Linked DNA regions of Mus musculus: region 2 is linked to region 1. A link is a loop called in an ENCODE intact Hi-C map of the cell type or tissue named here. Cell type or tissue: left cerebral cortex. All regions are shown on one strand. Links, peaks and the distances in the headings refer to the core of each region. The heading gives the core; the rest is flanking DNA. Region 1 holds the start of Acsl4 (acyl-CoA synthetase long-chain family member 4). Region 2 has its middle 9.5 kb from the start of Gm25915.

Region 1 (8,335 bases), core at 279-8,278:
GAGAAACCCTGTCTCGAAAAACAAACAAACAAACAAACAAACAAGAATATGACTTATGGGATCTTCTTGTGTGTTAGAGGGGAAGGATAGAGGATTTGAGTGAGTTACAAGGTTGGTGATCTTGGGTTGGGGGGATGGCTCAACAGTTAAGAGTACTGATTGCTCTCCTGAGTTCAATTCCCAGCAACCACACGGTGATTCACAACCATCTGTAATAGGATCCGATGCCATCTTTTGGTATGTCTGAAGATATCTATAATGTACTCATATAAATAAAACTTTTTTGTTTGTTTGTTTGTTTGTTTTTTCGAGACAGGGTTTCTCTGTAGACCAGGCTGTCCTCAAACTCAGAAATCTGCCTGCCTCTGCCTCCCAAGTCCTGTAATTAAAGGCGTGTGCCACCACTGCCTGGCAATAAATCTTTTTTTTTTTTTTTTTAAAAGACTGGTGATCTTTTTATCTAATATGATCAGACTAAAAGCACAAAGATAACTTTCTTACAGATTTGATGACTTCTAGCATCTCTCACTCTCTCTCTCCCTCCTCCTCTCTTCCCCTTCCCTCCCCCTCCCCTCCTCTCCCCCCTTCCCCTCTTTATCCCCATCTCTTTTCTTTCTCTCCCTCCCTCCCTCTCCCCCTTCTTCCTGGCTTTATGAACAATATATTTTTTTCCTTCTTTGGAAAGTTGCTAAAGCATTTTTTGTCAAGGAACACTGCCAATATTTATTTAGGGAGCTTCGGAGTTAGCTTTAAAAAGGACATTGAAGGAGTCTCGAAAGAGAAACTGAAATAAAGTTCCATTAAAACTCTAGTGCCTGCAGCTCTGAGTGCCTGTATGATTTCTAGCTAGTCCATGTGGCCTTGGGGTTGGTGGGGTAGGGTATTGCCAATTGATAGATTCTGGAGTAAGGAGAGCTGGTTGTTTTAAAAGATGTGGCCCCTAGTTGGGTGTGGTGGCGCACGCCTTTAATCCCAGCACTTGGGAAGCAGAGGCAGGCAGATTTCTGAGTTCAAGGCCAGCCTGGTCTACAGAGTGAGTTCCAGGACAGCCAGGGCTATACAGAGAAACCCTGTCTCGAAACCAAAAAAAAAAAAAAAAAAAAAAAAAAAAGATGTGGCCCCTAGTAAACTGAGCAAGCCCTAGGGACTGGTCCCACCACATGAGTACATAAGTGGTACCCATAGGAATCAGTGGGTTATAAAAACAAGAGATGAAGTTGGGAGAGGGGATAGGAAGTGGAGAGGTAGATCCAGGAGGGGTTATGGCGAAGTGTGTGTGTTTGTGTGTGTGTGTTGGGGTGAATATGATCAAACTCTCCATGTGTTTGAAATGCTCCAGAAATTAGTAACAATATTATATATTTTAAAACCTACTGTCTTTATAGATTAACTTGGCAATACCCAAGTCACTAGACAAATCAGCATCATTAAACGTCCTATTTTAAAGCATTAGACGGATTTCCATTTGCTTAGGTTTGTGCAGTGAGTCTGAAGACCAGTGAAATATATCAGGATAAAAATAAATGACTATGAGAAAAGATAAAACAATGTTCAAAATAATACTTATATCTAATCAGTATACCTTTGACCATTTTTGTGGTTTTCATTTGATAGAGGAGACCAAACCCAGAGACTTACTGGACTGTGCCTTCAGCCCTGATTTTGAGCACTTTTGAAAAGTCAAAAAGTTTAGTTTATTATTTCGTTCCCAGTGAGATCACCTCCTGAGGTTTCTGGTTTCACTAGTTGCTTCACACACACCACTAAAGAAAATATTTTGCCTGGTTATCAGGTCTGTAAAAATAAAGTTTGTTAATGGCAAACTCTAACATAATTTGTATATTCAAATATTATCACAAAGTCCTGCTGCTTGTATTTGGGCTCCAGGAGGAAATTATTATTCTAGTAACTCAAGAAGTAAGTTTAAGATGCAGACTTGGTACGTAGTGAAGAACAGTTGTTTTCTGTCCTTCCATAAATAACTAATGCCAAGAGCAGGCTGGCTATCTGTTTCAGCTTCTTATTACACGAGAGCAAAGCTACCAGGCACTAAATATCCATTTAAAAATCTGCTAACAGAGCGGCCTTGTTCAATTCCATTTAGCTTCTAGAAGCTTTATTTTTCTATACTTTTTTGAAAAAGGGCTTTGAAATGAATTTTTAACATTAGCATACTTAGAAGTAGGTTTCATTAGGACATTTTATACATATTTGTATATGTATAAAATAGTGTATGCACTTATTTGTCTCTCTGTCCTACTGTCCTCAGTCCTTCTTCTCAGTACCTCTTCTGTTTTTTTTTCTTTTTTTTTTGTCATGCCTATGCCTTTTTTTTGTGTTGTATTTTGTATCTTGAGAGTTGCAGCTTGTATTTTCCTTCCTTTTCCTTTGTCTCTAACTTGATTTTGGTGGGATGTTATTGAGTCTACTTTCCAGCAAGCCTCTGGGAGTGGTAGGAATTCCAAGCTCTATTACTAGTTAGGTTTGTGACTGGACACATTGTTTCATTTGCATCTGTCTCCTCATCTTTCAAAGACAGTAATCTTCCATCCTCAAAAGGCATAAAAAAGTTGTAACTGCTCTCAAACCTCAGACAGCTGCCCCGGGAGGGAGGAATGTTTGCTCTGGGGTCATAAGTCTTTCGCTCTGGGGTCATAAGTCTTAGATGGCTTCTCTTGCTTCCCTTTTGTCCCTCCCTCCCTCCCTCCAGTCTTTCCTTTCATTGTCAATATATATAGTGTGATCTTGAGATAGGCTTTCCTTTTGTAGCTCAGGCTGGCCTCAAACTTAGATCTGTCTTAGTGTACAGAGCTGGGATCACAGACCTGTGCCACTTCTCCCTGCTCTTAGTTTTGTTCTTCTTTGACACAGTGTCTCCCCTCCCCCCTCCTCTCTTTGATTTTTCAAGACAGGGTTTCTCTGTGTAGCCTTGGCTGTCCTGGAACTCACTCTGTAGAGCAGGCTGGCCTTGAACTCATGGATCTACACCTGCTTCTGCCCCCCAAGTACCAGGATTACAGAAGTGTGCCACCATGCCTGGCTATTTTACCTCTTGTTGGAGTAATGTTTTTTCTTTATCCTGGGTGTGGTTAAATATGAAGGAAAAGATCTGGTAGGTGATAAAGCTGACCAGGACATTGTGGGCACTAATTAATAGTTTAAGTGATAAAGATTTTGAAAATACAAGTAACTTCTTGGTCCGATATATATGTGTGCGATACACACACACACACACACACACACACACACACACACACATACACACACACACACTCACACTCAAAACCTGATAGCTTTTCTCCTCTATTTAGTCCTTGTAAATTTTGAGGGACTTCTGTAAGCTGAGGACTACTGAGTTCAGAAGAGTTAATTAAAAATGTCTGGGCTACGTGACTGATGATGAAGGAAACTAGAAAAGGTATTTATATTACAAGTTCTTTTTCTGCTTGGGCTAACAGGTTGATTTATATCGAACACTGGGTCTGTGTGGTACTTTTGTTTTAATTCCATTACGAAACTCTAGGTTTGTTGGAGGAATAGATGGTTTGTTCCTTCAATTTTTTTTTTTTTTGGTATTAACTCTGGGATAAATGACAGGTTTCTGTACACTGTAGGTACCTAGTGGACTATATAGCCAACTAATAATTATCTGTTTCTGGCATTACAACAAGGTCTCATAAAAATAAAGATGACAATTAAGTTTGTTGTTTGAAGTCCTGAACTTTCTAGGTCAATCTTGTGAAAGGAAAAGCACATGAGTGCCTTATACCCAAGTTGGTGGCTCTATTGGAAATGAAATGAGTGCTACAGCTGTAGAACAACATTCAAACAAGCTGGACATTTCTGCTCTCAGCCAGGCACACTAATACTGTCATTCGGGGTGCTTCTTCTTCTTCTTCTTCTTCTTTTTTTTTTTTTTTTTTTTTTTGGCTTTTCGAGACAGGGTTTCTCTGTGTAGCCCTGGCTGTCCTGGACCTCACTTTTGTAGACCAGGCTGGCCTCGAACTCAGAAATCCGCCTGCCTCTGCCTCCGGAGTGCTGGGATTAAAGGCGTGCGCTACCACGCCCGGCAGGGGTGCTTCTTAAAAATCCAAAATTAAAAAATTTCACCAAATCAAAACCCACATCAAAACATCTGAGGATTATTTCTCCAGGTATTCCCATTGGAACAAACATCCCAGATGATTATGACACACAAAGCCTAAAGCACTACTGAAGCCAGCAATGTGAGGCAAGCTATTGTACGTGTGTGTAGCAGACACAGTCATTCTGTAAGAGAAATGAAAAGTAGCTAGTAAAACAGCCGTAACAGGAAGCAAAAAAGCAGCCGGTCATGGAACTGGAAGAATAGAATTTCTTCTGGCAACTTATTCTTGGTAGTTTGTTGTGGCTTATTATTCGCAATTACAGTTTTGTCTTGAAGTCCTGAGATACCTTTTGGAATTTATTACGAACAATAATTTCTCAATTCTTGGGGGGATTAAAATGGCCTTTATCAAGAAGTCTCAGAAGCAATAGAATCTCACGGTACTGCACTGACTTTTTATCAGTTGTGGGCTCTTTTGCTGAGTGACGCGCAAAACCCTGCCTTCAGGAAATATTTCATAAGCCCGAGTGAGCAGGGAATCTTAATACAGCTCAAGGCAACAGATAAAAGGATAGAAGGCTTTGGCTTTCAGGAGCTAGGTTAAGATCTCTCTCCCATAGGAAGCACGAGGCAGTCCAAAGATAGGTATCTAACTAAGGGCAGCTGGAAGATGACCCCGGGGGAACTTTCATCCTGGGTGGAGTCCCGGGTAGCCCGCTAGGGCGTGGGCCAGTTCTGCGGCTCTAGACTACTGGGCGCTAAGCCCTCGTGGGCTATTTTGCCCAGCACTGCGGGAGCGGCATGGTGGCTGCGGGCTCAAGGGAGGCTTTAGGCGACCTGCGACCCTTCGGAAGCAGCCCTCCTCCTTTGCAGCAGCTGCAAGCCCGATCGGGCTCCGCCTTTTTGGCGGTGACGTCCTTAGTGAGCGGAGGCGGGCGTGTGGGTGGGCCGAGCCAGAGGCCGCCTGCGATTCGGCGGGCTCAGCCACACCACCGAGCTCCCCCGCTCCGCCCGCCCCTCCGGGCTCGTCTTTTCCGGGCTCGCGCCGGACCCCGCCTCCGCTGGCTGTCCGGGTTGCGCGCGCGCCGCTGCGGCTCTCTCCCTCTCTCTCTCTTTTTTTTTCCACTGGTCTCCGCGGCTCGCCCCTCCTTGCCAGGCAGCTCCAGAGCTAGCGGGCACGCGAGCTCCTCTCCAGGAGCTTCCTTCCTCTTAAGGCCGGGACCCAGTGGCAGACTCGTAGCGAGCGAGGCAGCACCTTCGGTGAGTGATCCTAGGCTGGGGAGGATGCGGCTGCTGCGCCCTTGCCCCGGAGAGTCCCCTATTCCTGACGTGCTCCCGGATCCTCACCTGAGCCGGCTGGAGGTCGGGGTTTGGGGGGTGGGGGTGGGCGCTCGGCTTTCCGGCTGCGGCCGCTGGCTCATGGAGAGAACCACCGTCACTATCTCCTCTGATGCTTTCTGGGATCCTCCAGAACCCCACCTGGCTCTTCCCTGTACCCCCGCTGTACCCTGAGAGCCTGAGAGAACTCTTCCTCCTGGGGGTACCGGGCTTTGCCAAGACTCAGTTGACTTGAGCACACCAAGTGCCTGCTAGACCTCCAAACGACCTTTAGGTCGCCCCTAGACCTCAGCTCCATTTTGTCCCCTCCCTTGACACTCTGTAACAGGGTCCGGGCGCTCGCGGGTGGTGGTGGCGGCGGCGGCGGTGGTGTCTTTGGTTCTAGAAACAGCTGCTTTCTTGAATTTGGGGAGGGTGCCTTCGCTTTCGATAGATACTCTCTCAGCATCCATACCTTTACGTATGTTAGCAAACAGCTGGATCATAGCTGCAGCTTGTACCCTGTGTTCTTCCCGTCTTTATCTCCACGATCAGTAGGTGCTGTATAGTTAATATTAGGTTTATTCACTTCCTCTTCCTCTCATTCGAGTACCGAAAAGATCTGTGGCTGGCTGATGTCTATAGACAGAAAAACCTAGGAGAATGTGATTCATTGCCTAACTGGTTACATATTTGAAATCAGACGTCATTTCTCCTTTTACTCTAGCATCTCCTTCGAAGACATTTTTCCATCCTTTTGAAATTAATTTGCTCATTCGTACTTTTCCTCTTAAAAAAATCGTCAATTCTCACTCAGTAGAAACGACGGTAGGGATGGGAATAAGGGGAAATGAACCTTGTTGAAGAAGTAAGCAGTTTGCTTTACTGGTTCATGGTTTTAATCAACCACTAAGTTTCCTCTTCTGTGGAAATATGCTCAGCTGTCATGCAGTTGGATTCAAGCATAACCGAGGTTCCTTCTCATATTTTGTCTCTTGAACCTGTAAATTCATGCTTAGTGACATGTTTTTACAGATAGTTAACCCAAGAAAGCCATTTCCTGCACTTGTAACTTTAGTTTTTTGTTTTTTTTTCTTTTTGTACTTGCAGTAAGCAAGGCTTCCAAATATTCTTAATGTATAAACCACCAAGTGGAGATCAATTACAGTGCTGCTACTGAGCAGGTCAAGCAAAATTTGAAATGTGAGGCCTCTTTCCTTAAATTGCAAACATAGCTCATCTTTTCAGCGGAGTGTGCAAAAGTGTGAAACATGGTAGACTCCTGTTCAAATTTATGATCTCTGCCATTTCCATGGAGCAACCAGTATTATATTGTCAATATATGTGCAAATTGGGATAAAGGGCCTTGGCATCAATCAGATATAAAGAGTTTTACTGTGTTGGGTAGAGATGTGATGGGTGGAGGAAGAACAAAATCTTGTTCTGAATCCAGACTTCTGGAGATGCTCCAACTCCAGCCTCTCAGCTATACTAGCTATATACACCTTGAACAGGGCACTTTTCTTAGTTTTCACATATATAAATTAAGTGACTGTATGGTTGGCAGGATGATCCATAAATCCCCTCCTTTTGGCTTCCGTTTTTTAAAAAACTAAGATTTTTTTTATGAAGACATATGTATTTTAGTGCACTTCACATTAAGGCTGGGGCTGAATCTTGTTATATCATATATAGAATATCATCTCAAAGATGATAGAATATCATCTCAAAGTTTTCATAGACTAGCTTTAATCAATAGAGTATTAATTAGTTCTTAGCTCGGGTAGTGGTCCAGGACTTTAATCCCAGCACTGGGGAGGCTTAGGTATAGGTGTAGGTCAAGGTGGTGTGAGGCAGAGGCTAAGGCCAAGGCCAAGGCCAAGGCCAAGGCGGCGGGGGACTGAGGCGGAGGCGGGGCCCAGGCAGAGGAGGTGGAGGCTAAGGCAGAGATGGGGAGCAGAGGCTGGCAAATCTGAGTTTGAGTCAGATATCTAAATTAAAGGCTAGCCTGCTTTACACAGTGAGTTCCAGGAGAGCCAAAGCCAACACGGAGAACCATTGTCTCAAAAACAAAACAAAACAAAGGCCAAAACAAGATGATTAATTCTTAAATTCATTCCGACTGTTCAAGTGCATAAATTCAGAGGGAGTGAGTTTTACAAATATTAGGTTAATTTCTACTCGCAGATGAAAGGTATGGATGGGTACCACACTGGGTTGAAGATACTCATGACCTTTAGAATCTTGTAAGGGTGTGAACATACTGCCTTAAAATTGTAATTAGCTAGTAACTTTAAAAGTGTAAACAGAGGGCCTGGAGCGATGGTTTAGAGGTTAAGAGCAGTGGTTGCTCTTCAGAGGAACAAGGTTCAATTCTCAGCACACACATAGTGGCTCTCTTCCCTCTGTAGCTCCCAGTCTCAAGGGATTCAGCACCCTCTTCTGGCCTCTGTGAGCACTAGACATGCCTGTGAGCCACAGACAAACATGTAACTAAAACACCAATGTCCATAAAATAAAAATATTTAGCTGGTTATGGTGGTACATGCTTTTAAGCCCAGCACTTTTTGGGAGGCAGAAGCAGGCAGATTTGTGCTGCAAAGCCAGCCCAGTCTATGTAGAAAGTTCCAGAATAGCCAGGACAACATAGACCCTGTCTTAAACAATAATAATTAAAAATATATTTTAAAAACATATGCAGAGCTGAGCGGTGGTGGCACACACCTTTAATCCCAACACTTGGGAGGCAGAGGCAGGTGGATTTCTGAGTACGAGGCCAGCCTGGTCTACAGAGTGAGTTCCAGGACAGCCAGGGCTACACAGAGAAACCCTGCCTCAAAAAAAAAAAAAAAAAAAAAAAAAAAAAAAAAAAAAAAACAAACCAAACCAAACCCAAAACCCAAAACCCAAACAACAACAAAAACCAACCAA
Region 2 (8,335 bases), core at 59-8,058, 85 kb before region 1:
CCTGGGCTGGTGGTCCTGGGTTCTATAAGAAAGTGGGCTCTCTAATGCTCTGTTTCATAACTGTCATGGATTTTCTACATTGCCTTTTCTACAGTGACATTTATATATTGTTTCAGCAGTATCGTTAGCATCCTAGACTATACTTATTTAGGTCTGTGGGAGCCTTTACAAGGCTCTCTCTCTCTCTCTCTCTCTCTCTCTCTCTCTCTCTCTCTCTCTCTCTCTCTCTCTCTGCAAATGGAAGGCTACCTAACACATTAAAGACTCCCTTCAGGCAAATAGGAAGCAGAAGACCAGAGCCAGCCTTTGGTTTGCAGTATGTACACTTTGTTCCATTCGTTATGCCTGGCCTTTCCCCATCTCTTCACTCTTTAAACAAACAAACAAACAAACAAACAAACAAACAAAAACAAAAACAAAACAGTGTTAACAGTGATGACACAGAAAGGTGTGTGGTGTTTTTTAGTGGATGATGACTCACTGCAGAGCAAGAATCCTTTGCCACAGGGGAGGAAAGAAAGCTGGCTATGAGTGGAGGTGGGATGGGGTAGGTTGGGGGGCTGAGGGCTGAGGAGGTGGAGGGGGTGGAAGGTTGAGGGGGTAAATGCTGGAAGATTGCCTTTCAGGTAGTTAAAAGAAGCAAAAGTAGACTATGAGAAGATGGAGCAGCTCTCCCAAGATCCCCACCCCCAGGCCACTGGCTATGGCATTGCCTACATGTGAAAGAGGAACAAGGAAGGCAAGGATCCCATCCAAGTGTAGAATGTCAGAGACTCACAGAGGACATCAAAACAAAAGGTCTTCCTGGAGACTTAAACCTAAATCTGTAAGACTTATAAGAATGGAGGCAAAGATTAATCTAGTGAAAGTAAATGAGAGGCATTAGTGCTCAGTTCTTTACCTGCCCTTGCCTTCAGGGACTTTGGGCTTTCAGGATGCTTGGGTTTTCTTTGAGCAACACTCAGCTATGCCTCAGTGTTTGCAGGCACCCCCATAGTTAATCACCATGGAGTCACAGTGGGAAGCTTGACATCCTCCACAGCATGGCCAGTCTCAGCCAGGCTGCTTTCTGTGGGTTCCATATATTTTTAGTGTTCAGCCACGAGGAGGAAATGTATATAGGAAGCTATACTTTCCCTTCTTTCCCATGGGGTTTGAGAGGTTCCTGTTCTGTCCCCCACCTCTCTGTTGTTAAAATTTCTTTCCAGGGAAAGATATAATCATGAAAGTGTACCTCCTGACACACACTCTTAACGTCCCAATGACAAATAGAGGCATATTCCCTCCAAAGTTCACTCTGCGGAACCAATGGGTTTATTGGGTTCCCTAACAGAGCATAGGCGAGGGCTTACTTACAGAGACCTGGGTGCCTCTCACCACAGACTGCACTTGGAAAGCCTTCACCCTGAAGATGAGAGCTTTCCTGTAGCCTCATAAGTGCAGCCTGCTTTTACTTGTCCCCCCTCAATATATACTCTATTCCCTCCCTAGAGTCACTTCCAATTAAGGAAGAGTTTCATACAACAGGAGATAAGCAGTTCGATTTTAGATGTGGCTCTTGTGACCCTTAGCATTCCTCCATAGTGGGGTGTAAATAGTCTCACGGGGTATCATAATACCAAATGTGCATTTAACTAGATTCCTTCACCTTCCTATTGAGCAGAGAGGAGGTTCTCATTGATGGGAGAACCTGAGAAATGTGAACCTCCTCTTTGCTCAATTAGAAAATGAAAGAATCTAGTTAGTTTCTGCCACTGATGTATTATTGTACAGTTATGTAACTGTTCAAATAAAGAGTTAATATTTACTTGAAGCATTAGAAGAAGCTTCCTGGATGGAGTAATACTTAAGTTAATGCCTGAAGGGTAAGGAATAATTAACCTGATGAAGTGGAGTTAAGCATATTCCAAACAGCATCCATGCCTATAATCCCAACAAGGCAATCAGATAAGAAGTTTGAGACTAGCTTGGGCTAGCAATCAAAGCATGAAGATCCCAAGAAGAGAGAAGAGCGGGTGCTAATGACAAGTAAGAGACAGCAGGGACAGGATGGAATTGAATAGATCATGAGTAGATTGTGAAGTCAACTCTAAGAGATAGAGATGAAAAAGGAAGGCCAGTGTCAAAATTGGGCAGCCCTCTTCGTAATGCTTGCAAAGAGAGGTGGCAAAGATACTTCAGGGCAGCTGGTCCCTGATGAAGCCACTGGATGGAGACACGAGGGTAGAGGCCTGCAACCTCTTGGCTTTTATGGGGCTAACCAGAGATAAAGAGTTGAAGAAAGGAGGCCTGTCTTCAGAGAGGTGGGATGTGTGCACTGTACCTTAATACCATCAACCCAAAGCACAATCCAGACCAAAGGAAGCATATATTCAGAGGATCTTGGTGATGGTCTGAACTTTGTGTCCCTTTTTGGGAGTCTTCAAGAGAGTATCTTCAGTCCCTAAGTCCAGGTCAAAAACAGGGACAGGAAGACTTCAGAAATGGGATCTGCATCTAAGTCTGTTGTTGGCAAAATGCTAGTTCACAGAAAGTCTCACCCTTTATCTTTCTGTTTTCATCTGACTCGATGGCATGATAAAGCCCATGAAGCCTGACGTATTTAGCTTGAAAATAATAAATAATGAAAACGCCATGCTCTAAGGTCTCTGAGGGGGATTGGAAGGGGGCATGTAAATATATAAATATAACAAATAAAATGTCATGCTTTGTTCTAAGTGTTTTCTGAACCCATCAAGTCTTGTTTGTTTGTTTGTTTGTTTGTTGTTTTATGAGAAAACTGAGACGGTAAGTGTTAGAAGGTAACTGTGAGGTCTCAATTTTAGGCCAAATAGCTAACTAAAGTGCTTATTAACATATCAAAGCAGATGCTTTCTCCCAGATGGTTCTCCCAGCATCCCTCAGGCCCTACTTGTTACAGGGCCCTCCTAGCTGGCATATGCCACTCCCTATCCAGAACTTTACAGTTCCGTGGCTGGGCTGCCTTTCTTCCAGCTCTTCTGGCCGTTATATAACTCATCCATTTTGACCAAGCCAGTCTCTTGTCCTGGGTATCTTGTCCCAAGTTTCTTGCCCCCTTCACATGGCCTGGTTCAGTATGGTATTCACTCAGGGTCCTTCCAGATGTCTTTGCCTCTGGCTGTTTTCTCCATCATATCTACAACAAACTTTCTCCTCAACCCATACCCAGCAGCTGTCATGTTTTCTTTTTCTTTTTTTTTAAATTCAGTAACCTTATAGAGACTTGCTAATGGTCACAGTGATAATATTTGAACAACAACAATATTTAAAAAAAAAACCTGTCACTAGAACCCATGTCCTCTATACTTCCTGTAAGCAAATAAATACTTCCTGGGCTCTAACTAGGCGTACTGGGCTATCCCTACAAAAGTGATGACTGTGACAGTATTTTTTTTTCCTTAAGGAGTGAGAAGTATATAATCTGGCCCCAGCCATGTCTACCCCACAACACATGATACAGGAAATGAAATTTCAATATTCACCAGAGCCCTACCTCACTCATTTGTTTCTATATTGTCTATGGCTGCTTGCCAATACAGCCAGCAGAGTCAGATACTTGTAGTAGAATCGATATGATTGATGAAGCCTGACTATTTACCATCTAGTGTGCTGACTGATGCAGCATTCTGACCCCCTGGAGTGCTGAGTATTAACGATGTCATTTTAGTATAAAGTAAAGGAAGACACTGTTTGACTGGGAAAGTATAGGATTTGACTAATATCAAATAACAGATTTGAAATTTTCTATTACTTTGATCTAATAAGGGTAAGGGTATGTGTGTATGTGTGGCAGAGATATCTGTGCCATGGCACATGTGGAGGTCAGAGAACAATATGTACGAGTTGCCTCTTTCCTTCTACCATGTGAATTACAGGGATCAAACTCACATCATCAGGCTTGGTGGCAAGTGCTTCCAGCTGCTTGGCCATGTCGGCAGCCCTACATTTGAATCTACAACCCAGATTCATCTCTACTAGCTGTGTGGACTTGTGCAAGTCATTTAGCTTCTCTGAACACATTCTGGAGAGAGCAAGGTTAATAGTACCTTTTTGACATGCATTTGTAAGTACTATAGATAATGCTCGAATAGTGTTAACCACCAAATAGTCAAAATAATAATTATTATTATTGATACTCTTGTCTCCTAAAAGCTAGAATTACAGGCATGCTCCACCATGTTGTACTTGATGGATCCATTTTGAATCTTAGTCCTTTCACTTGCAACCTGTGTGTTCCTGGACATACCAATCTGCCCCTTGGAGTCTCATAGTATTCGTGTTTAAAACCAGCCTAGAAAGAATCATAATACTGAACTTACAGAATTGGAATACAGATTCAATGAGACGATGTATGTACAACACTAGATACTTTGTTTCAAACTTGCTATACATCCTATAAAAACCAATCAACATGGGCTAGTGAGATGGTTCCACGGGTAAAGTACTTGCTTTGAAATCCTGACAACCTGAGTTTAATCCTCGGAACTCACATAAAAGTGGAAGAAGAGACCCAACTCTGCAAAGTTGTTTTCTGAGTTCCACATGCCTACAGTGGCGTGCATAGCCCCGCCCCCATGCATACCATACACACATATTAATAATTCTTTTCAAAGCTAATTATTGTTACTGTGGGTGGTAGCTCCTACAGTTTAGGACTCAGGTTTTGGTGGTAGAGAGATCTGGACTTGAATCTGGGCCCTGAGAAAATTACTTGATGTCTCAATGTGTTGAAGTCACTGCAAAGTGAAAGAGGGTGGTAATAATACCAAGTAAACGGGACCTCCTTTAATCAGGATTGAGATAAAATATTTAGCCCAACATGCAGCAAATTGTAAGTACTCAAGAAGTGGTGAGTTTTGTTATTTAGCACGATAATGGCAACATTTATTGCCGACTTTCAGCAAATGTTGTTCAGTGACTAAGTAGTGGGTTGAGAGGATTTCCGTAAAGTAGTTGAAAGAAGGAAACACATCAACTTGAGAGTTACCACTGCAGAGACACACGAAACAATCTCTGACTAAAACGTAGCATTTAACTAAAGCCTGCTCAAGATTCCCTGTTATTTCATAACGGCTACCCCTAGGACAAGTGTGTAAATAGGACAAGTGTGTGTGTAGAAGGCACTAAGCAGTATGGAGAGATGCAGCTCCTTGTTACCTGTTCCATCAATAAATAACCCATGCTTTGATAAAGCAACGGGCTCATTTCCTTTAAAAAAAAATGTACCAGAAAGGATGTCACCCAGAGCTTTAAAACTTCTCGTTTAAACATAAGCCTTTGCTAAGTATATATTTAGATAATGGTAAACCAAGATCTTAAGCAAGGTTCAAAGATTCCTCCTCTTTTGAAGCTGTAGTGATGCAAAAATGTTCCGAGAGCCCCGATGCCCTAGTCCAGCATTTAGACTAATTGGATTTCCTAACTCCACTTCCTGCCGTGACTTTTCCCAGGCAGGCTAAAGGCCTGTATATAAAACTGACCTTGAGAAACATTTAAACCAGGCTAACTTTGCTTCTCTCTAGCCTCTCTCTTCCTTTATACATTCGGTTCCTTTCACACCCTCATCTTCGATTCACTGAGTCCCTCACTGCAATGTCCTTTGTGAAGCAGTTTTCCAGGGCATGGACAGGGCATGGACAGGGCAAGGGCATTCTTGTCCTTGCCCCCTGGGGTGATGATATAAAACTGTAACAATATATTTATTCCCCAGTGTCCCAACTCTTGAAGATTAACTAACACCGTCAATGCATTGTCTCATGAATTGGGACTGACCTTTATGGAACTCTGCTAAGAAAAGTAGATTTCTTAGGATTGGAGTAAGGCTGCTATGTGAACACCATAGTATCTAGTACATTCTTGATATATCAGTGGGTTGGCTTTTAGAGTGTGCTGTCCAGATTCAGCAAAGCTCTACTTCATGAAGTCAACTGGGACAAGCCTGGGATGCTGGTAAAGTGCTGGTAAAGAGAAAATGGGAATAGTCGGTGTACCAATCCCCCAAGGGTGTTATGAAGGTTAAGTGGAGACATAGGTATTGCATCCACAGAAACCATGGATTGAAAGGTAATCTGGTATCAAAAATGGCTATTCTCAGTTGTCATCTTGACTATATGGGGAATGAACTACAATCCAGGAATGGAGGGCACAACTGGGACCCAGATTGTGAGGTTGGAAGACACAAGTTTTTATTTTGAGGTGGGGCGACACGTGCACTTAGTCCAGACAGACACATACCTTTAATCCTTGAGGCACACACGACATCTGGGCCATAAAATCTGTTGGAGGCCTTTATAAAGACAATGGAAGAAGGAAGGGTTCATTCTTCATTGCCTGCTTACACTTACCTGCCAGCACATCTGTTGGAGCCTACTTCTTCAGGATTCCAGCTTATACAGAAGACCAGCTGAAACACCCAGCCTCATGGGACTGAACAACTCTTAGATTCTTGGACTTCCCATTCACAGCTGCCCATTGTTGGGTTAGTTGAACTGCAGACTCTAAGTCATTCTAATAAATTCCCTTTATATATCGATTCATTCCATAACTTCTGTGACTCTAAAGAACCCTGACTAATACGGTAATAAGCATGTACTGATCTTTTTCTCTGTCTTTATTTTCTAACCAGTGGTCTAACAATTATTTGCATTGCATTACATATTATAAGTAACCTTGAAATTAAGATGGAGGTATAGCTCAGTTGTAGAGCACCTCCTACCTGGTATGTGCCGGCCCTGGGTTCTATCCGCAACACAGAGAAAAACTACATGACAAGATGAACATGGATTACATGTAAGTAATATGGCATGAGATATAAGGGACCTGAGAATTACAAATTTTAGTATCTGTAGGGACTCCTTGAACCAGTCCCCCACAGTGATTCGGGGACAATTGTATATGTCAAAATTTCAAAACAACCCCAGGGACCATGTAATATCCAATAAATTTTAGTCATTTCCCCCATTGCTTCAAAGGAAGTAAGGATTCTGAGTCAAAACAGTGCCTGGCATATGCTCCTTTTTCCATCTGTGCTTACTAAGCCCCTCTTGAGCAGTACCCAACACCACTCAAGGACATCCTTGTAGCGTCTGTTCCGTTCCTCCCACCTCTCAGTATCATTTTCATTCTTGCTGACAATCTCCTCTACAATCCACACTAAAATCCCTAATGCTTTCTCTTCCATCCCCAGACCCCAGAAGTCACACAACAGCAACAAGTACTGGAAACATATATTCATTATCTCTTGGTATCTTTTAAAAAAATCTCTTGGTTAATAACATTTAGGAATTGGAAATTTTAGGGCATAGGGTGCTGCATGCATTTTGTCCCAGCACCTGGGAGGCAGAGGCAGGTATATCTCTGTGCATTAAAGGCCAACCTGGTCTACATAGTGAGTTCAAGGACAGCTAAGGTTACATAGTGAAACCATGTCTCAGAAAAGAATTGGGATATTTACTGTAAAACCTGGCAATTGGAATTCTTTCTTTTCTTTTCTTTCTTCCTTCCTTCCTTCCTTCCTTCCTTCCTTCCTTCCTTCCTTTCTTCCTTTCTTTCTTGCTTTCTTGCTTTCTTGCTTTCTTTTTCTTTCTTATAATCTTAAGATCCAAGAACACAGGCCAAATTTCATTGTCTGTTATTTGTTGTCTCTTGAGTGGTGGCTGACACCTATAAACCCTTTCAATTCTGTGTTTTTCCACTGTCTCAACCAGCCCACTTTCATATTTTACTAGTGCTTGTGAGGCCACCAGGAAGAGCCAAACTGGTTTATTAAAATAAGACCCCAATGCATTAGCAACAGGAAACAGGTTTCTCTTCCCCAGAGGTCAAGAAGGAGTTCAACTCATTTGCCTGTCACTACTTCACAGAGTGAGGAAGGGAATCTCCTTTCACATTGGGCAAGATTGCCCTTCAGTGGAGATGAGCCTTATAACTCTTTCCTAAAAGAAAAGCATGCATAAGACATCCCAGTGTGTATCAATTCCCACTTGTGTGTGCATCTCTGAGTACATCCTCTTACATGTTTTTCTCCCTTTAAACAAAGAAGTCCACATATCTCAACTAAGCTATTTTTTGTGTTTTTTTTTTGTTTGTTTGTTTTGTTTTGTTTTTTTCCTGAAACCAAAATGGCTTTGTCTATGGACTTTACAGGTATATATTACTAAAATAGTCTGGGCTGCTTTGAGTATACGTAGACATGTATTCTCCTGGAAAGCATTTGAGAGGCTAAGAGCCTGTAGATTAGATAGAATGTTGACTGGGCCAACTCCTGCAAGGGGCCACTCTGGCTGTAAGACAAACTAGAGTCGCTGCCACAAGT

Evidence for each region. Hi-C counts contacts between places; a loop is a spot of excess contacts. Peaks named below come from ENCODE experiments on the same cell type or tissue, not always from the same donor. Only the 100,000 strongest peaks of a DNase experiment are listed, where the experiment ranks them.
Region 2: it touches region 1 in a loop (5-fold over the local background); 3 of 42 quality-filtered maps call a loop at or near these places.

The regions. Positions count from the first base shown.
Region 1 is chrX:142,387,317-142,395,651 of GRCm38, reverse strand. Acsl4 (acyl-CoA synthetase long-chain family member 4) reads left to right here and starts at 5,117. Exons shown (of 16, transcript NM_207625.2): 1 at 5,117-5,347. In left cerebral cortex, for the core only: CTCF peaks have their summits at 4,815 and 7,845 (motif pointing left); DNase peaks (open chromatin) are centred at 5,090, 5,808, 6,681, 6,834 and 2 more places; H3K4me3 peaks cover 2,547 bases; H3K27ac peaks cover 1,940 bases.
Region 2 is chrX:142,471,820-142,480,154 of GRCm38, reverse strand. No RefSeq gene overlaps it. Among named protein-coding and RNA genes, the nearest start is that of Gm25915, 9.5 kb to the left of the region's middle. In left cerebral cortex, for the core only: no CTCF peak of the experiment used is centred there; a DNase peak (open chromatin) is centred at 998.